4 separate regions of the Homo sapiens genome follow, and regions 2, 3 and 4 are each linked to region 1. A link is a loop called in an ENCODE intact Hi-C map of the cell type or tissue named here. Cell type or tissue: PC-3. All regions are shown on one strand. Each heading gives the region's core, and the rest is flanking DNA. Links, peaks and the distances in the headings are about the cores only. Region 1 overlaps SUCLG2-DT (SUCLG2 divergent transcript). Region 2 overlaps SUCLG2-DT (SUCLG2 divergent transcript). Region 3 overlaps SUCLG2 (succinate-CoA ligase GDP-forming subunit beta). Region 4 overlaps SUCLG2 (succinate-CoA ligase GDP-forming subunit beta).

Region 1 (5,411 bases), core at 80-5,079:
ATTATCTCCTTAAAGGTCCTATCTCCAAATTCAATCATATTGGGGGATTTGGGCTTCAACATATAGATTTGAGGGGGAGGAGCAGTGGTGGTGGAGATAATTCAGTCCAAAATACCAAGAAACTTCATAGTCATACTTCTGAAAACTAAAGACAAAGTAATTATCTTGAAAGCAGCAAAAAACAAATGACACCTATAAGACAAAAACAATCCAAATGACAGTGGCATTCTCATCAGCAACAATGGAGGCCAAAAGGAATTCTCACAACGTCTTTTAAGTGTGGAAAAAAAGAAGTGCCAAACCAGAACTTTATATCCAGAGAAAATGTCCTCCATAAATAAAGGAGAAATTAAGACATTTCTCAGATAAAAGAAAACTAAGAGAATTTGTCTCTAGCATCCCTACCCTAGAAGAAAGATTAAAGGAAGTCCTCTAAACAGAAAGGAAATGACAAAAGCAGGAACTGTAGAATATCAAGCAGGAAAAAAGAGTATGGCAAACAAAAATACAGATAAATAAATAGACTTTCCTTCTCCTCTCCAATTTTCTCATTTACATTTGATAAGTGCAACAAAAATTATAACATTATCTGATGTGATATTAAATGTGTGCACAGAAAATATTTAAAACAATTATAAAAGAGAAAGGGTAAAGAAACTTGGCTGGGAGCAGTGACTCAAGCCTTAATCACAATACTTTTGGGAGGCCAAGGTGGGAGGATCACTTGAGTCTAGGAGTTTGAGATCAACCTGGGCAACATAAAAAAATAAATAAATAAATAAAAATAAAGAAAACAAAATAAAAATAAAGAAAGACAAATTTTCTATAATTTATTCAAACTGGTAAAATGACATCAGTAGACTATGCTAGGCTGTGTACATATAATACATAGAGCAATCACTAAAACACTATAAAAAGAGATATCCTCAGAAACACTATAGATAGGCCAGGCGCAGTGGCTCACGCCTGTAATCTCAGCACTTTCGGAGGCCAAGGTGGGTGGATCACTTAAGGTCAGGAGTTCAAGACCAGCCTTATCAACATGGTGAAACCCTGTCTCTACTAAAAATACAAAAAAATTAGCTAGGTGTGGTGGCACATGCCTGTAATCCCAGCTACTCAGGAGGCTGAGGCTTAAGAATCACTTGAACCCAGGAGGCAGAGGTTGCGGTGAGCTGAGATCATGCCACTCCACTCCAGCCTGAGTGACAGAGTGAGACTCTGACTCAAAAAATAAAAGGATACACTATAGATAAACCAAATTCTAGAAAATGAAATCTAGAAAATGTTCAAGCAACCCACAGGATGACAGAAAGAAAAACAAACCAGAGAAACAAAATGAAATCAGAAAAATCAGACAGAATAAACGGAAAACAGAAAATAAAATGGCAGGCTTAAGCCCTAACATATCAACAATTTCATTAAATGTAAATGGTCTAAATACAGCAAATAAAGGAATAGAATCCATGCTGTCTACAAGAAATTTGCATTAAATATAACAAGATAGGTAGGTTAAAGTAAAAATACAGAAAAATATATGTCATGGAAGCATTAATCAAAAGAAATGTATTCACAGAAATGAAATTGGACACTGTAACTCACACCTTATATTAAAAAAAAACCTCTAAATGGATCAGGATGTAAATATGAGAGCTAAAACTATAGAACTCTTAAAAGAAAACATAGGTGAAAAACTTCATGACCTTAAATTAGGCAATCGTTTCTTAGATATGACAGCAATGAAAGAGAAAATAGGTAAGTTGGAATACATCAAAATTGGAAATTATTGTGCTTCAAAGAACAGTACCAAGAAAGTGAAAAGACAACCCACAGAATGGAAGAAAATATTTGCAAATCATATACCTGATAAAGGTCTAATATCCAGAGTATATAATGAACTCTTATAAATTAATAATATAAAGACAACACCAATTTAAAAATGGGCAAAAGTGCTAGATAGAAATTTATACAAATAACCAATATGTACATGAAAAGATGCTCGGGAAATGAAAATCGAAGCCACAATAAGGTACCATTTTATACCCACTACGAAAGCGTGTATCAAAAGGACCGACAATAAAAAGTATTGGCAGGATGTGAAGAAATTGGAATCCTCATACAATGAAAGGTAAAATGGTGTAGCCACTTAAAAAAAAAGTTTAGTCTGGGTGCAGTGGCTCACGCCTATAATCCCAGCACTTTGGGAGGCCAAGGCGGGCAGACCACAAAGTTAGGAGTTCGAGACCAGCCTGGCCAACGTGGTGAAACCCCATCTTTACTAAAAAAATACAAAAATTAGCTGGGCGTGGTGGTGGGTGCCTGTAATCCCAGCTACTGAGGAGGCTGAGGCAGGAGAATGGCTTGAACCCAGGAGACCCAGGAGGCGGAGGTGCAGTGAGCCGAGATCGTGCCACTGCATTCCAGTGTGGGTGACAAGAGCAAGACTCCATCTCAAAAAAAAAAAAAAATGTTTAACACTTTCTCAAGCAATTAAACAGAATTACCCAGCAATTCCACACCTGGTTATATATCCAAAAGAATTGAAAACCTATCTCTATATCCAAATGTTCATAAAAACATTATTAAAAATAGTTAAAAAATAGAATCAATCCAAAAGCTCATCGACTGGTAAATTAACAAGCAAAAGATGCTGTATTCATACAATGGAATATTATTCAATCATAAGAAGGAAGGAAGTATTAATTCATGCTAATTACATAAATGAATCTTGAAAACATTGTACTAAGTTAAAGAAGCCAGACACAGAAGGATACTGTTGTATAATTCCATTTATATGAAATACCTATAATAAGCAAACGATAGAGGAAGAAAACAAATTAGTGGTTGCCAGGGGCTAGAGAAATGGGTAAATGGGATATGACTAATAGCGGATATATTTTGAAGGGAAGTGATGAAAACATCACGGAATTAGACAGTGGTCATTGTTGTATAACTTTGTAAATATATTAAAACTATTGAACTGCATACTTTTAAAAGAGGAATTTTATGGTACATGAATTATATCTCAAGTGTTTAAAGAATGCAGGAGTCACTGCATTATATCATATAACATAGACATCAGCACACAAAAAAAATTACCAAAGACAGGGATGGACATTACATAATGACAAAAGTGTCAATCTGCCAAATGATAGCAATCCTAAATAAGTATGTACCAAACAAAATTGCAAAATATGAGATGCAAAAACTAATTGGAATGAAAGGGCAAACAGACAAATCGACAATTACTGTTACAAAGTTTAATACTCTTCTTCAACAGTTGATAGGACAACTAGGTAAAAAATCAGCTGGGATATAGAACTCAACAACACCATCAACAAACAGAATCTAATCAACATTTACAGAACACTCCACCTAACAAGAGCAGAATACATAATCTTTTCAAGTATCTACAAAACGTATACAAAAATGGACCATATCCTCAGCCATTCAACAAACATCAACAAATTAAAAAAAAATTGAAAGCATACAGAATGTTTTCCAACCACAGTGAAATCAAACTAGAAGTTAATAACAGAAAGATAACAGGAAAATCCCTAAGCAGTTGGAAGCTAAACAACACAATTCCAAATAATTCATGTGTAAAGAGGAAGTCTCAGGGAAGTTTAAAAAATACATTGAACTAAATGAAAATGAAAATACAACATATCAAAATGTGTGGGACACAGCTAAAGACATACTGAGTGGGAAGTTTAAAGCATTAAATGCAAGCATTAGAGAGAGGAAATGCTCATCCCGAATCTAAGCTCCTACCTCAACAACCAAGAAAGAGCAAAATAAATACAAAGCAAATAGGAGGAAAGAAATAAGAAAGATGAAAGCAGCAATTAATGAAATTGAAAACAAGCTAACAATGAAGAAAATCAATGAAACAAAAACCTGGTTCTTTCAAAGGATCGATATGATTGACAAACCTTAATAAGACTGACCAAAAAGAGACAGAGACAGAGAGAGAGAGAGAGAGAAGACACCAATTACCAGTATCAAGAACAAAATAGGGGATATCACTACAGATCCTGCAGACATCAAAAGCATAATAAGAAAACTCTATGAACAACTCTACACACATAAATTTGACAATTTATATAAAATGGACACGTTCTTAAAAAAAACATAAACTCCCACAACTCACCCAATATCCAATATGAAGTAGATCATTTGAATAGCCATAAAGCTATTATGAAAATTGAATTGTAATTTTAAAACTCCAAGAAAAAGAAATCTCCAGGCCTAGATCATTACATTGGAGAATTCTACCATATGTTTAAAGAAGAATTTACACTGAGTCTATACAAAATCTCTTCCAGAAAATAGAAGAGTAGAGAATATATCCCAATTCATTTTATGAAGCTAGTATTACCTAGATACCAAATTATGCATGATGATAAAAGTCAATCACAAAAGGTTAGTTACTATATGATTCCATTTATAGAATATTCTGAAAATGACAAAATTATAGAAACGGAAAACAAAAAATTTAATGTTTGCCAGGGGTTAAGGAGGGGGTGGAAGGGAGGTTGGCATGGCTATAAAAGGTCAACATGAAGAACACTGAAGTGACAGAAATGTTGTCTTTGACTGTATCAATATCCAAATCCCGGTTGTGATATTGTACTATATAGTTTTGAAATATGTTAGGTAAAGGGTATGTGATATTTCTTCCAACTGCATATGAATCTGTATTTTGAGATAATCACAATTATCTCAAAAAAAATTAAATTTTAAAATGCTGTTTATTAGTGTGAATGCAGCCATCTGCTAACAATATGAATATCTGTAAAATTATGCTTAACTCTAGTTAAAAATAAAATAAAGGATAATGTGAATGTAAAATATACACATCTATGTGTGAATTAAATCCTGAAGATTCTGAGTATATTCTCAGCAGTTTTCAACACAGATTTGAAACATCTGAATCCATAAGTCTTCAGTCCAACATGCATTTAAAATTGTTCCAGTTAAGCTTTAAACCACCCCCATCTTCCTTTGTAAAATTATTAGAAACTAAGCCTGTTTCGTAAAAGACCTGCCATAAAAATACATGTGTAATATGTATTACACATGATTTCCCCATAATTAGAGCAACCACGACAAACCTGTTCCTTTGACACAAACCTCAAAATTATACATAATGGTAATAAGTCAAATGGGTTGATTGATGAGATCCTGCAAGGCAGAATCCCTGGGGAGTAACACACACACACACACACACACACACACACACACACACACAAGCTTTCTCTATTATTCCCACTGCCTGATTGCTGGAGGCAGGGCTAGTGAGAAGCTATGTTTTTCTCCACCCCATGGTGTCTTGGTTATTAAGTATACCTTGACCACTGTCAAGCCTTCTTCTAACATTGAAACTCTGGTACTAGTATTAAATAATA
Region 2 (5,411 bases), core at 280-5,279, 64 kb before region 1:
GAAAGGAGCTATCGGAGATGGTGAAAACATTAAAGAGCAATTGATACCAAGAAGGTAAATAGTGTGGAAGGGAAAATTCTAATATTTCATTCATTCATCATTCAAATATTTAATAAGTGTCTATTATGAAGAAAATATAAAGTGAGAGACAGTATGGAGCTCCTATATAATAGATAGTGGGAATTATGTACCACCAGCTACAAGTAAAGGAGTGTTGATCCATCAGTGACAAAGAAATTTTGTAGTAAATAAGTAGAAAGGGGAATGGTTGAGACTGAGGAGAGATTGATGAACATGAAAAAACCAGGTCAATGAGCATGATACTGCACTAGTCCTATTCTTCTATATTCTGTTAACTGTTGAAGACAACTACCCAAAGTTTTCCATCAGACTTACCAGCCACAAAAACTGGGTAACAGGCAGAGGTTAGAACAGTTTGGAGGGCTCAAAAGAAGACAGAAAAATGTGAGAAAGTTTTGAACTCCCTAGAAACTTGTTGAATGATTTTGACTAAAATGTTGATAATGATATCGACAATGAAATCCATGCTGAGGTGGTCTCAGATGGAAATGAGGAAGTTTTCAGGAACTGGAGAAAGGTGACTCTTGTTATGTTTTAGCAAACAGACTGGTGGCATTTTGCCCTTGCCCTAGAGATTTGTAGAACACTGAACTTGAGAGAGATGATTTAGGGTACCTGGCAGAAGAAATTTCTAAGCAGCAAAGCATTCAAGAGGTGACTTGGGTGCTGTTAAAGGCATTCAGTTTTGTAAGGGAAGCAGAGCATAAGAGTTTGGAAAATTTGCAGCCTGACAACACGATGGAAAAGAAAATCCTATTTTCTAAGGAGAAATTCAAGCTGACTGCTGAAATTTGCATAATTTATAAGGAGCCGAATGTTAATCCTCAAGACAATGGGGAAAATGTCTTCCACATTTTCAGGTATCTTTTCAGCAGCACCCCACTCTACTGGTACCAATTTACCATATTAGCTTGTTTTCATGCTGCTGATAAAGACATACCCAAAGCTGGGGAGAAAAAGCAATTTAATGGACTTACAGTTCCACATGGCTGGGGAGGCCTCACAATGATGGCGGAAGGCAAGGAGAAGCAAGTCACATCTTATATGGATGGCAGCAGGCAAAGAGAGAGCTTGTGCAGGGAAACTACCATTTTTAAACCATCAGATCTCGTGAGACTTATTCACTATCATGAGAACAACATGGGAAAGACCCACCTCCATGATTCAGTCATCTCCCACCACGTCCCTCTGACAACATGTGGGAATTACGGGAGCTGCAAGATGAGATTCGGGTGGGGACAAAGAGCCAAACCATATCACCAAGAATCTTAATTTCTCTAATAACGAATTTGTGTGTGTATGAGTGAGTGTGGGTGTGGGTGTGTGTTTTCCATTGATATACATACATAGAGATATGCAAACAAACAGAGCAATAATTTTAGAGTCAGGTAGATCACTGATTGAATCTTAGAATTTTCTCCAGGTGTGTGACTTTATGAAAAATCACTTCACCTTTCTAAGCCTGTTTCCTCATGTATTTACGTGACTGTTTTACACAAGATTATTTTTGTTTGAAGTCAAGACCTTATATATCAAAATTAGCAGAAATCCCAGCACATAGCAGAAACTCAATAAATGATGGCATAATTAAAATATGATTATAATTATGATTATTATATTTGTGTACCTTAAGCCACTCTACCTCTACTACCCATCCTCCTAATTCTTCCCCTGCCCCCAGCAGTCAGTAATGAATCACGGTAGATAGAGAAGTCATAGGTGAAACTGGGCATTTAGAATTCCTTAGCATGGAAATTAATAAAAATTTTGAATTTGTTTCATAGTAGTCTAATGAATATATGTGGTTAAACTTGATGACCTAACCTCCCTCATTTATAAATTGGAGATCTAAAAAAATACCTTCTTTGAAGGCTGATTTTGAGAACTGTATATAATGTATGTAATTTAGCACAGATCCTGGCACATGGTAGAAACTCAAAATGGTGGCTATAACTGTAAATATCATAATTAATTATATGTGCTTATTGTTCTCAAAATGAAAACAATAACTAAAATGTATCTTTCATTCCAAAGAGTCCTGATAGGATGTAAAGAAAGTGTCAGCATTCTCCCATTTCCTTGCAGCCCATGACACTCTGCCCACGTTGGTACTGCTAGGACATCAAAGCATGTCTGGGAAAGCTAACACCTTAAAGGAGAGCATCTAGCAACTCTAGATGGAATGTGCTGTAGACAGCTGTAAGTACACAAGAATCCAGGCACAAAGCAGCCTGCGTAACTCACTGTGAATTAGATTTTTGATTCTTTATATTTCCCCTTTAATCCCCATGACTTTGGTTTTAAGTAGCATTGGGTCATGTGGAATTTTAACAAAGGCTTCTCTGAAAATCCAAAAGAACGATCCTCTCTCTTATTGTGTAGCCTTTTTTATGACCTTGTTACATAGACAGGTTTAGTTAAACAAGATTTTCTCTTCTTCAGATTAGTTCAGAACATACTTTATTTTTTGTGTCTTGGCAAGGTTTCTAAAATCCTTCCCACACTGGGATTCATTTAGCCCAGCTAAGATTCCACAAACAGAAGATAAACTACAATGTTTAAAAAGACAGACAGGGAATGTAAACTGGTCTGGCCATTTTGGAAAACAGCTTGGCAATTTCTTAAACAAAAACAAAACAAAACTAAAACTAAACATGCAACCACAATAACACCCAGCAGTTGCACTCCTGGAGACACTTCCTAGAGAAATTAAAATTTATGTTTACCAAAACAAAAACCCATACACAAATATTCATAGCAGTTTTATTTACAATAGCTAAAAACTGGAATCAGCCCAGATGTTCAACACATGAATGATTAAACAAACTGTGACAAGTACATTCCATGGAATACTACTCAGCAATAAAAGAAACAAACTATTGATACAAGCAAGAACTTAGATGAATTTCAGAAAATTATGTTGAGTGAAAAAAGCTAATCCCAAAAGGCTACATAGCACTGTTAATTTCATTTATGTAACATTTTGAAATATGAAAAATAATTTAGATGGAGGTAGATGAGTAGTTGGCAGGAGTTAGGGGATGGGGAGTGGGGGTTGGAGAAGGAGGGTGGCAAGCAGGAGGTGAGTGTGGATATAAAAAGGCAACAAGAGGATCCTTGTGGTGTTGGAACTGTTAGTATCATTACTGTGGCAGTGGATACAAGAACCTGCACGTAATAAAACGGTATAAAATTTAATACACACAAATACACACACACACATAAGTATAAATAAAACTTGGAAAATCTGAATAAGATTGCTGAATTTTATCATGGTCAATATCCTAGTTCTTATAATTTTGACAAGCGTAACCATTGGGAGAAACTGGGCAAAAGGTACCTAGGAGCTTTCTGTATTATTTTTTACAGCTGTATCTTATCTACAGTATCACACAAAGTTTTATTTTCAATTAAAAAATAAACTAAATAAAGCCACTGGAAGAAGCAAAAGGAAAAAATATTTTCTATGTTATCATTGAAAAAAATTATGAAGTTCAAACCTCCAGAAAATTATTGAGTTATTACATAGTGATTGCTTAAACTCTCTTCAGCTGAACAAAGAGAGAACTTACCTCCTGAAAGAAAGGCCAGGCATAGTGTTTCACACTTGTAACCCCAGCACTTTGGGAGGTTGAGGTAGGGGGATCACTTGAGGTCAGGAGTTTGAGACCAACCTGGCCAACATTGTGAAACCCCATCTCTACTAAAAATACAACTATTTGCTGGCTGTGGTGACAGGCTCCTCCTGTAATCCCATAATCCCAGCTACTCAGGAGGTTGAGGCAGGAGACTCACTTGAACCTGGGAGGCAGAGGTTGCAGTGAGCTGGGCAACACAGTGAGACTCTATCTAAAAAAAAAAAAAAAAAAAAAAAAAACCTCCTGGAAGTATTAATAATATTTCCTAAATCTGAAAAAATTCTTCCTAAAAGAAATGGAATCCCTTTAAAAAAAAAAAAAAAACACTATATCTGTTGGTCTTACAGAACAACTCTAAGTCCTCAGACACATGGGAGCACTCCAAAATCATGGAGAGCTATATATTTTACCCTGAGCTTGATTTTTATTGTGATAAATACTGTATTCTTGGTTATTTTTCTTCATATGTCATGTTTTTGTGCTTCCCCCTGATTCTAAACAGTTCTTCTCTAAACACATTTCAATGTCACCAATTTCTTTCTTAAAGTGATTGTAGTGTTCTAAGTGTGATATAAACAGAGAGGCAGGATTGCTGGCAAGATGGCCAAACAGGAACAGCTGTGGTCAGCAGCTCCGAGCGAGATCAAAACAGAAGGCGGGCGATTTCTGCATTTCCAACTGAGGTATCCAGTTCATCTCATTGGGACTGGCTGGACAGTGGGTGCAGCCCACAGAGGGTGAACTGAAGCAGGGTGGGGCGTCGCCTCACCGGGGAAGTGCAAGGGGTCAGGGAATTTTCTCCCCTGCCCGAGGGAAACTGTGAGGGACTGAGCCTGAGGAACTGTGCACACTCCGGCCCAGATATCGTGCTTGTCCCATGGTCTTCACAACCCACAGACCAGGAGATTCCCTCTGGTGCCTACCCCACCAGGTCCCTGGGTTTCAAGCGCAAAACTGGGCATCCATTTGAGCAGTCACCGGACTAGCTGCAGGAGTTTTGTTTTTTGATTTTTCTTTTTTCCATATCCCAGTTGTGCCTGGAACACCAGTGAGACAGAACCTTTCACTTCCCTGGAAAGGGGTGTTGAAGCCAGGGAGCCAAGTGGTCTGGATCGGCGGGTCCCACGCCCACGGAGCCCAACAAACTAAGATCCACTGGCTTGAAATTTTTGCTACCAGCACAGCAGCAGTCTGAGTTCGAACTCGGAAGCTCACGCTTGCTTGGGGGAGGAGCGTCCGCCATTTCTGAGGCTTGGGCAGGCGGTTTTATGCTCACAGTGTAAACAAAGCCACCAGGAAGTTCGAACTGGGTGGAGCCAACTGCAGCTCAGCAAGGACCCTGTGGCCAGACTGCCAGATTTCTCCTCTTTGGGCAGGGCATCTCAGAAAAAAAGGCAGCAGTACCAGCCAGGGACTTATAGATAAAACCCCCATCTCCCTGGGATAGAACACCTGAGGGACAGAGCACCTGGGGAAGGGGCAGCTGTGGGCGCAGCTTCAGCAAACTTAAACATCCCTGCTTGACAGCTCTGAAGAGAGCAGCAGACCTCCCAGCATAGTGTTCAAGCTCTGCTAAGGGTCAGACTACCTCCTCAAGTGGCTCTCTGACCCCCATGTATCCTAACTGGGAGATACCTCCCAGTAGGAGCCAACAGACACCTCATAAAGGAGAGCTCTGACTGGCATCTGGCA
Region 3 (5,411 bases), core at 320-5,319, 110 kb after region 1:
TCACACAACATATGTACTCACAACTTACTGGCTGGAACTAGTTAATTGATATGATACTGTGATATAATAAAAAAAATACATATTTGGTCTTTACCCCTGGTTCCTGGCACACAGTTCCTAAGACCCTTGGGATATCTGAAGTGATGAGTGTCTTTTCTACCCTAATGAGATGACTAGTGGTTGGAGTCCACTAGGTAGCTTCAGGATTGTGACTGGTTACTAGAAAGCCCATAGCATAATTAGAGGGTTGGGACTTTCGGTTCCATCCTCCCAGTCTCTGGGGAAGAGAGCGGGACTAAAAGTTGAGTTAATCGCCAATGGCTAATGAGGTAACAATCATGCCTATGTAATAAAATAATAAAATCTTAAGAGGACAAGGTTTGGAGAGTGTCCAGATTGCCAAATATGTGGCGGTATCTGCAAGGTGGTACCCCCAGAGAGGGCATGGAAGCTCCATGGGCATACCTTGTTATGTACACCTCTTCCATCTGGCTGTTCACCAGTGTCTTTTGTCATATCCTTTATAAATAACTGGTAAATGTCAGCAGTGGTTTTTGTGAGCTCTGTTAGCCATCTTATAAAATTAGTTAAACCCGAGGAGGAGGTCTTGGGAACTCCCAATTGATAACTGGTTGGTCAGAAGCACAGGTAAAATAACCTGGGGCTTGTGCCTGGCATCTCAAGTGGGTATAGTCCTGTGGGACTGAGCCTCTAACCTGGGGGATCTGGTGCTAACTCTAGGTAGTAGATACGGCATCGCCTAACTTCAGCTGAAGTAAGGAAGTGCCTAGAAGGAAGAAGACCGAGGATATTTCTTGATTTGCACTAATGACAGCTACAGAGAGAGATAATAATTCTTGACATTTCCTGATTGTTTTAACCATGAAACATGAATATTTAATATAATGCCTAGCTCATAAGTGCTCAATTAATAGTAGATGGAACTATTATTGTTATTATTATTCAGCAGTTTATATTACATTTCCAGCGTACTTTCTACCATCCATTTGCATAGCAGATTTCTTCTCACCCTTTTTTTACAACTGAGAATGCAGAAGTAAACATAAATTATACTTCTGTAGATGTATCACATTTTTTTTTGTTTTTTGAGACTGAGTCTCACTCTGGCACCCAAGCTGGAGTGCAGTGGCACAATCATAGCTCACTGCAGCCTCAGCCTTCCAGGCTCAAGTTGTCCTCCAGCCTCAGCCACCCAATTAGCTGGTACTGTGGGCATGCACTACCACATCCAGCTAATGTTTTCACTTTCTGTAGAGGCAGGGTCTCACTATGTTGCCCAGGCTAGTCTTGAACTACTGGGCTCAAGCAATCCTCCTGCCTCCGCCTCTCAAGATGTTGGGATTACAGGTGTGAACCACTGCGCCTGCCCACACCCAGCTACAAATTCTTAATAAGTGGAGTTGTCTTGAAGTTTTAGAGCCAGTCAGGGCCCTAGTTTTCCAAGTTTTGGATTGACAAAAATAGGTGATTATTCTGTAAAAGAATTCCTTTGTGGAGTGATAGCCGGGTGTCATCAGTGGATTTGGAACTGTGCTCATTGTCCTGGTTTTCAATTTAAGAGCAACAGACTTCAAGCTGGCTTTCATTTGAGTCAGTGTGGAAACAGTCAATATATGTTACATGTCTGTGAAGCTGGCCTCTGGATCAATTGCAATTAGTTTCCAGCAGATTGCATTAACATATCTAAAATTAATATGGCGAGTGTTCTGATGAAAAGGAATTGACCACAACCACATTGTGGCTGTTTTTAGTCTCCCTCAAATGCTCTTTTCAAACTATATTTTTTCTTTCTTTGGTTAATGGCTTTAAATTGTTATGTCAACGTAGACATAATCTATTGATTGTTCCTATTTGCCTTTTAAGAGTGGTCCTAGATAATAGCACACAGCTAATGTTTAATGTTTTCTTTCACTAAGGGGCTTTTTCGCTAAATGCCTTAAACTCGTATTTTTCTTTGTATGTTATATAACACGCTATTAAGACTATAAAGCCTTTGAGTATGTTCATTTACAGAATTTTGTGTTTTTCAAATTACTAATGTTTCATCAAGACTTAAAAAGTAAGATTAAGAAATAATGTGTAGTTAAAAAATAATATACGGTAAATGATGTGAGCATTGCTTGTCTGACAATTTATTTTTATCCCAGTATTATTTATTTCTAAAGAAGAAGTATAGGCAACTTCAATATTAAAAGCAAAACCAAACCATCATTACCAGCAGCTACAAGGACGGAACAGAGAGCTATCTTTAGGCTTGATCATGTTGAAATTTGAATTTTTTACCAGCATGTATACATTATATTATGTTTATTTCACATCTTAAGGACTAACTTGTACTTTTTTATTTTTAGAGGTGGCCAGTTTCTGGGAATGAAAAATTGTCCATATCAGGAGACAAAAGGCAGAGTTGATTCATTTGGCCATCCAAGTGGCATTTTTTGGGTGTCTTTCATATGTCAAGCACTGTCACCTTCTTCACAGAGATACAGAGAAGTTTAAGGCACACTTTCTACCCTTTAGTGGAACACAGTCTAGTAGTGGGGGTATAGAGCTTTGAATCACCCTATTTCAAAAGAGCTCCATGAATACATCATAGCTTGGGGATACCAGAAGAAAATGACATTTTAAGGACACAGTAGATGTCCCAAAAGGTAATGGCTCCATGTGATGAAGCCCTGTGGGCCTCACTTTTATGATCTGTGTGACACTGCCTTGGACATCCACCAAAGCCGTGGACAGAAGCCAGTAGGGATTGTATCAGATGATGTCCATGTACTACCAGTCTTGTGATCCAGTTGTGTGATTGATTTTTTTGGTTTGTGCATTAACTGTATTGTCATCCTTCCTCTTGTGAGTAATGTTTCCTTTGCATATGACTCATGGATGGAAAGGAGTTTACATTAAGTGTATTCATTTTTCCTGGTTTTTTTTTTTTTTCCTTCTTTTAAAAATGGGGCTTACAGATTTGGTAGGGAATACTGTTGATATTATTGGATAAAATGTAAGGAATTTATTTGTTCATGTTATTGTGTCCTTTGACTGTGTCCTTTTAACACAGATAAACACGTAGTGCATATTGGAAAACCACTTCTACTTGAAACTTAAGCAAATTTCCTTTAATACACAAGTTGCAGTTTAGGAACTAGTTTAATTAATAGTCAGTCTTTCAGGTTATTGCACTCAACCTTGGTGGATGAAAGAGATAATCTCGTTAAACACACAATGGCCCTACCCAGACTCTGTTAAAAACTGTGGTAAAGAAATGAATTAGTCTGTGGCCCAGTGACTTCAGAGTGTTTAAACAAATTTCCTGAAAAACCTTACAATGATTAACAGTCTATATACAGTTATTAAAATAATGCTATGCTCTTTATTTATTTGGGGTGAGAAGGGGGGAGCCATATCCATGTAATAGAGTCCTTAACAGTTTTTAAAATAACTTATGTTGAAATACTTGTAGACTCAAAGGAAGTTGCAAAAATAGTATAGCAGCCCCATGTACTCTTCATCCAGCTTCCCCTAATGCTGACACCTCATGTAGTTGTGGTACAATATCAAAAGCAAGACATTGATATTTGTGTATTACTGTTAACTAGATCACAGAGCTCACTCAGCTTTCAGCATTTTTAAAAAACCTGCATTCATTTGTGTGTGTGTAGTTGTCCTTAACAGTTTTTGTTAAAAAATAATTAGGCATGAATTTAAGTGGGTTTTTTTTTTCTTTTGCTTCTCTCAACTCTGGGTTGCAGATTGCCAGTCAACAGTACCTCTAAGACTGGCCATGTAGGTTGACTTTTATTTTTCTTGCTATTAATGAATGTTCTTACCTCTCTCCTTCAATTTCTGTAGGCAGTTCAATTAACCTCCAGAAGATGGCTGAACCTGCAGGAATACCAGAGCAAGAAACTGATGTCTGACAACGGAGTGAGAGTTCAAAGATTCTTTGTAGCAGACACTGCAAATGAAGCTCTCGAGGCTGCTAAGAGACTAAGTAAGCTGATTCATAATGGGTGAAATACACTTGCCCAAATCAGTGAATTCACAGGTAGTGGCTTCCCACTAGTTAATTTTTTTTGTTGTGGATTAAACTGACAGGGACAGATACAGGGGAGAGCTTAGAACTGCAAAAGCAAAAAAGTCCAGATTGCCTCATGTACATGTGTGTAAGTGTGCAGGAATCACATGGTGACTGCAGCGTGAAGGGAGGGGTCTGCTTTCAGAGCTTTGTCCCTGTGAGTCTTCAGTCCTGCTGACCTGGGAGGAGATGTGGAATCACAGGACAGCCTTCAGTGTGATGGCCTGGGTGTAGGAGAATAGAGCCTTTCTTCCCTGGCACACCTAGAGGTTTCCTCTAGACTGGGCCCTGCCTGACCCATGCTGCATGAGATTCACAGGCACCTCTGTGTCCTCAGTTCCGCCAGGATCACTCACTGGAGGCACTTGGCCTAAGTGTCAAAAACCTTAGAACAGGCTCAGTGGGGTGGCTCATGCCTATAATCTCAGTACTTTGAGAGGCTGAGGAGGGAGGATCACTTGAGTCCAGGAGTTTGAGACCAGCCTGGGCAACATAGCAGAACCCGTTTCTACAAAAACTAAAAAAATTAGCCTAGTATGGTGGTGTATGCCTGTAGTCCTAGCTACTCTGGAGGCTTTGGCAGGAGGATCACTTGAGCCCACGAGTTTGAGATTGCAGTGGGCTATGATCACTCTAACATACTCTAGCCTGGGCGCCAGAGTGAGACCTTCTCTCTCTTAAAAAAAAAAAAAAAATTAGAACAACAAACAACTTCCCTTTCTTTTCAGTATCCCTTAGGGAGGGTGTATCCTCAGAAATTCTTACAGTATGAGCATTAGGGTGTTTTCATCCCAGCTCTTTTTGAAATGAAGAATAGTACAACAGTGGAGCATCGTTCAATAATGTGTGCAGGGAGTGGATGGAAGCCTTCAACAATATTTGATAACACAAAAAGGAAATTGTGATCCATGTTAACTAATAAAGGAAATGATAACTGCAATTTAAAAAAGCAAAAAACATCAATTTAGGAAAACTTTATTCTTTTACCTGAGATAGCAGCACATGGGATGTTGCTTCATGGTAATTTTTCAGAGATTTTAGTCACTATTTCACCCACTTCTGTCAGCTGTGGGTTAGTGGCTGGGAGAAACATGGCTGAAGGGCTTGAGAAGCCTTTGCAGGGTGAGTCAGTTGTCGACATCCTTCTTTAAGTCCCTTAGAACATGGGGAGAGCACCCTCTGAGTGACTGGAGGAGACCAAAGACAAGGGCATGACTTTAAAGTCAAGCTAACTTTGCTTCAGTGTTTTGCCTTCCCTTTACCAGCTTTGTAATTCTGCAGAAGTACCTTCTCCGTCCTTGCCTCAGTTTCTTTA
Region 4 (5,411 bases), core at 209-5,208, 72 kb after region 1:
CCTGCCTCGGCTTCCTGAGTAGCTGGTACCACAGATGCACGCCACCATGCCTGGCTGATTTTTGTATTTTTAGTAGAGATGGGGTTTCGCCATGTTGGTCAGGTTTGTCTCAAACTCCTGACCTCAAGTGATCTGCCCCCTTCAGCCTCCCAAAGTGTTGGGATTACAGATGTGGGCCACTGTGCCTGGCCAGGCCTCCTATTTTAGAATCCTTGTTGTATGTTTTCTGTGCAGCCCAGAGCTTCTGTCCAGGGACTTACAGAGGAATGTATGTTGTCAAAGAAACTGCTTAAACCCATGCCCCTGCTGTTGTATACTCAGAAAGAATGGCTCCAGCCTAATTTTCTGCCTTTACGGAAGTGGGAGGAGAAAGATGAATGCATGACTTTTGTAAGTGAAGGACTAAAGGTTATGGGCAAGTTCTTATCAGCTAAATGAGGCTGTGGCGGCTGCATTGGAAGTTGTGACTTACCTGTATCTCCCTCTTGCCTAGGAGAATAAATATTTGACTTTTTTCTTTTTTTAAAATGAAGTACAGCTGCAATTTCTGCTTTTAGAAAAGGGAATCCATCTCAAATAATTTAGATGCTAAACTATTGACCTTCCTTGTGGGGAAGACCGTTAAGTGATAGCTTTGTCCTAAATTGGTTTTGTTTGCTGTAAATAAGGCATTTCTTTTATGGGTGAGTGATTGAGTGCACAGACCCACAGTAGTGAGAACATTCCTGCCCTCGTACCCTGGTCTAGTTCTGCAGGCGCAAAGCCCAGAAAGTCACTGAAATATGGCATATTTGGGGGAGGAAAAGAAATTACATAAGTAACCTCAGATCATTTGTCCTTCAGCTGTCTTTACCACTCAATCTGCAATTGTCACTTGATGCATCACTTTCTGTTACTTGATGGAAAAGTTTTACTGAAGAACTTGAGAGATTTGGAAATATTTGAACAAATGATAATATCAGTACACTAATGAAATTTGGAGATTAATCTTGAGAGTTTGTGAGGAAGGTGGAGGTGATGAAGAAGGCAGTCCAGGTGAATTCATGCAGAGGCAGAGGTGAGAGAACAGGGGGAGAGTAGTTGTAGTGAGCAGTTTAGTATGGAGAAGGGAGAGGTGGATAGCAGAAGTTGAGGGACAATGGCACTTTTGGGTATACAAAGAAGTCTAAATGGGGCTTCAGAAAGCCCAGAATTCAGCAGGGAATAAAATTAACCCCCACAACTGAAAAATCAAACAAATATCATTTATGTAGCAAATATTTTCTGAATGCTTATTACAGCTCATTCTTTATAGAATGTTGGGCAGATAAATATGACTGAGTGAATGCAGACAGGAATAAGAAACACAGCTCCTACCTTCAGAGGGCACAGAGGTACAACTGGCCTATAAACCTGTAGTTATACTAAAACATAGTGGGTACTGCAATTGAGCTGTGTTCTTAGCCTTCTAAGATACTGTTGGCCTCTGTCAACCACTTACCCTGTGTCTGCAGAACTATTCCCTCTGATCATTCATTGCCTGATCTCTGTCTTCATCAGCTTTCTGATTCAACGTTGATTCTTCAGATAGGCTTTTTCCTAATTACCTTACCCAGCCCTGCCTTTCCAGGGATTATTCTCTGTACCCTTATCTGCTTTGTTCTTTATAACACTTGACTGTACCTGGTAGTGTTATTTGTTCATTGGCCGTCTTCCCCGCTCTCCTACAAGTTTAAGAATGTAAGCTCCACAAAGGCAAAGTGATACAGCTTAATGTAACAGCGTGAGTGATTCCCCAGCTGGCCGGAGTTGGTATTCAGTAAGCATTTGTGGTCTCAGTCAATGAGTAGGGTGCACAGAGAAGGGAGAGGGAGGTAAGGAACAGGAGAAGTTGAGGGATGATGTGGCTCATTTCAGCAAATGAGGAAGAAGGAAGGGGCTATAGAAATCCTAGTTGTGAAAGGGTCCTCATAATCATAGAACTGTTCCTTGGGCATGTAGTATATAACAAGGCTGCGTGAAGTAATCTCCACACATTATTTCTTTAACCCTTACAACATCACTGCAGGGGAGATTTCACAGTCTCCATGTTTTATAGAAGCAGTCAGAGGCATAGAGAGGCCCTATAGTCATTTGCTTAAAATCACAGTGCCAGGGAGTCACCCGCCTCATGCTGATAAAGGACTTATGCTGTTAAATTATTAAGCTCTGTCACTGAAAGATCCTAGTTGGGCTGAACTAGGCAGTTAAACTGATTGCTTACCTTTCCCCATCTTTTTGCCCTTGAGTGACACTCGCCTTTGGTCATTTGGACTTGTGCTGATGAAGGTGTGCTGATCAACTTGGCATGGTTGCCCTTTCTGGACTCTTATCCACCTTCCTCTCTCTCTGGCTTCAGGGTCTTGTCAACAGAGTAGTAGGGAGATTAAAGACACGAAGTCTGGGTTCAAATTCAACGGAGTTCAAATTCTTATGGGATCTCCCATGTTCTTTCTCTGCAACCTGGAGCAAATTATTGAACCTGACTGAGCCTCAATTTACTGTTACTTGAAAAGGGGATCATTTGCACAGATAGTTACAAAGATTAAATAAGATGATATTTAAGACATTTGGCATATGACCCGATGGTGGGCCCAGGATGATTATTTCTCTTGCACTGAATTTGAAGCTAAATTCGCTGGTCTTTTTAAAAGGCTTTATTGAGCTAGAATAATTTTGCTTTCCCAGATTCAGTAAGCATTTATCATGTGCTGCCATCTCAGGATTAGTCACTGGCTTGGTGCTTCCATACATTTTATTTCACTTCATCCTTGCAGTAGCCATGTGAAATAGGAGTTATTGTTCCCAGCTTACTTCTGGGGAATCTGAGGCTCAGAGGGGTGAAGATCTGCCTCCCGGGCTCTGATTATCTTCAGGATTCCACAGTTGGGATGAATGTCTGGTGAGGCCTGAGGTGGCAGTGGGGAGGAGCTCATGGGGAGCTTAATTGTACCATCCTGGTTATTACTCATTTCACAAACATTTACATGTCTCAGTGTTGACTTAGTAGTGACGACTGCTGGACCTCGTGCATCAAAGATTTGAGGTGAGGGAACACTTAAAGAATTGGCAGTAGCCACAGCATGAACCAACGGCCAACTGGACATGACTTTCACTGTGTGCTTAGCACAAACTACTGCCCTCAGCGTTTCAAGAATGCTGGAGAAATTGTGAAATGTCATTGCCTTTGCAGAGTGGGCTTTGGGGGATGGTGTTGGAGGATGGAGTTTCCTGGTATTCTGGGTTCAGACTTTGACCAGTGTACTGAGTATGGTCAGCTTTTACCCTTTCTAGAAATGATTCCAAAAGAATAGGACTTAGGCAGTAGCCATAAATGCATAGATTTCTAACATTTACCTTTGAATTTTATTTTTATTTTAAAATTCGAGGGATTTGACATAATATATGAATTGTTAATGGAGACATGGCAAAGCACAAGGCATGGTTTGTGTAAGTTTGGGTCCTGTGGGTTGGAGTGGGGGGACTAGCATCTTTTTTCTGCTCCCATCCATTTCTCCCTGTGCTTGCTGTATTTCCATTTGTGGGCTGTCTTAGTCCCAGAGTTGTGACTTGAGAGCCCTAAGGAGGTTCAGGAGGGCTGCCTTGTAGAGTTTACGGTGAGAAATGAGGCCAGAGACAAGAGCAAGGACAAGATCGCTGATCCTGGTAGGCCTGGTAATGAAGCTAAGCTTGTTCTTGAGGAGGGCAATAGGGAGCCATTGAAGGGTTTTAGACAGTGAAGTGGCAAGGGCAGTTTAATGCGTAGAGTACTCTTTCTGGATATAGTGTGGAGAGGGTTGGAGAAATGCAAGAATGGAGATCATTTGGGCGACTTTGGCATCGATTCAATGCTGTGAGTCATTATGCCAGGATACTAGACGTACACCGTGAGTGGAATCAGACTGCCCGGGTTTAACTCTTGCCTTCAGCACTCCATAGCTTTGTGATCTTGTGACAATTACTTATATTTCTTTGTAAGATACCTTTTTTTTTTCTTTTTCACATTTCAGTGTCTCTGAAAGCTGAATTTATTTATTTTTATTTATATTTTTTCAGACAGAGTCTCACTCTCTTGCCCAGGCTTGAGTGCAGTGGTGAGATCTTGGCTCACTGCACCCTCCATCTTCCAGGTTCAAGTGATTCTCCTGACTCAGCCTCCCAAGTAGCTGGAATTACAGGTGTACACCACCACACCTAGCTAATTTTTGTATTTTTAGTAGAGATGGAGTTTCACCATGTTGGCCAGGCTTGTCTTCAACTCCTGACCTCAGGTGGTCCACCCACCTGGCCTCACAAAGTGCTGGGATTAAGGCGTGAGCCACCGTGCCCGGCCAAACTTTATTGTTTCGATATTGTCTGGTTTTAAGTAAGGGATCCACCCCCATCTTATTGTCTGTGGCTGAAGTCGGGAGGCCTGTGGAGAGGAACAGCACCATGCTTTCCTCCCTGCCTGAAGCAGGGCTCAGGGCTCTGGGTACAGTGTCTGGGGAGTGGCCTGATCCATTTAGGGCACCATATTCTCCCCTCCCCTCCCCTCTCCTCCCCTCCCCTCCCCTGCCCTCCCCTCCATTCCCCTCCCTTCCCCGTGCCCACAGCATTGATTGGCTTGCCCACAGCATTGAATAGAAGTAGGGATCAGCATTATAGCTTTACCAGAAAATATTAAGGTTTTCTCCTTATCAATGGAGATCTCTTCACATTTTTATAAGGAACTATTTTTTATCCTTTGCTTTTTGTCCCCAGCTTCTGCTTGTACTCTCTTACCTGTTGTTGAGATGCTATGCTATACCATCTGGACTTGAAGGACTTATTTGAGTTAGTAAGTCCTTTCCTACCTTTGAAAGAAAGGGGGAAAACCAGTTCTCATAGGCATTCTCATTCCAGCCTGAGGGCTTACGTGGGCCTTTAATAAGTAATAGAAAGTGGAGAGTTATGAATTATTTTTGATTAAGGGAATAAACTATTAATGATGAGTGTTTCTTTGTTAAGATTCAGGGCTCTTTTAAAGTGATGTATCATTAAAATTGAAAGCCAACAATACAGGGAAAAAAGGAATTTTTCAGCTTTTAACTTTTTTATAATTACCATGGAAAAAAATATACGTGCTATTTGGCACATTAGAAAAACTAAGTAAATTTTGAGATGGTGAAGTTGTAAACAGATTATCCTCATGAATTTTAAAATGATGCAGAAGGACTGAATGGCTGAGTGTTGAATAGGATGGTTGGAAATGGAGGCAGAAGGCTTGTGACTTGTCCTAAGCGAGGGTGGGCCTGAGGACGCTTTTAGGATTGGAGTCCCACGTCCAAAACTCACAGCATAGCATGTTGTGAGTGTCTAATGGATCCTTTCTTTTTTGTTTGATATGAGTATATGATGAGGCTTTTATGACC

What was found. Peaks named below come from ENCODE experiments on the same cell type or tissue, not always from the same donor. Only the 100,000 strongest peaks of a DNase experiment are listed, where the experiment ranks them.
Region 2: a loop joins it to region 1, with 6 times the contacts of the local background. A loop is called at or near these places in 2 of 110 quality-filtered maps.
Region 3: a loop joins it to region 1, with 14 times the contacts of the local background. A loop is called at or near these places in 2 of 110 quality-filtered maps.
Region 4: it touches region 1 in a loop (11-fold over the local background); 3 of 110 quality-filtered maps call a loop at or near these places.

The regions. Positions count from the first base shown.
Region 1 is chr3:67,717,048-67,722,458 of GRCh38, reverse strand. All of the region lies in intron 3 of SUCLG2-DT (SUCLG2 divergent transcript), which reads right to left. Among named protein-coding and RNA genes, the nearest start is that of SUCLG2-DT, 65 kb to the right of the region's middle. In PC-3, for the core only: no CTCF peak of the experiment used is centred there; a DNase peak (open chromatin) is centred at 2,918; H3K27ac peaks cover 1,269 bases.
Region 2 is chr3:67,780,975-67,786,385 of GRCh38, reverse strand. All of the region lies in intron 3 of SUCLG2-DT (SUCLG2 divergent transcript), which reads right to left. Among named protein-coding and RNA genes, the nearest start is that of SUCLG2-DT, 130 kb to the right of the region's middle. In PC-3, for the core only: no CTCF peak of the experiment used is centred there; no DNase peak of the experiment used is centred there; H3K27ac peaks cover 1,504 bases.
Region 3 is chr3:67,608,056-67,613,466 of GRCh38, reverse strand. It overlaps SUCLG2 (succinate-CoA ligase GDP-forming subunit beta), which reads left to right. Exons shown (of 11, transcript NM_003848.4): 2 at 3,871-4,012. Among named protein-coding and RNA genes, the nearest start is that of SUCLG2, 44 kb to the left of the region's middle. In PC-3, for the core only: no CTCF peak of the experiment used is centred there; a DNase peak (open chromatin) is centred at 2,816; H3K27ac peaks cover 2,244 bases.
Region 4 is chr3:67,645,255-67,650,665 of GRCh38, reverse strand. All of the region lies in intron 1 of SUCLG2 (succinate-CoA ligase GDP-forming subunit beta), which reads left to right. Among named protein-coding and RNA genes, the nearest start is that of SUCLG2, 6.7 kb to the left of the region's middle. RefSeq lists an enhancer at 2,867-3,161 and a silencer at 2,867-3,161. In PC-3, for the core only: no CTCF peak of the experiment used is centred there; DNase peaks (open chromatin) are centred at 2,935 and 3,885; H3K4me3 peaks cover 321 bases; H3K27ac peaks cover 3,821 bases.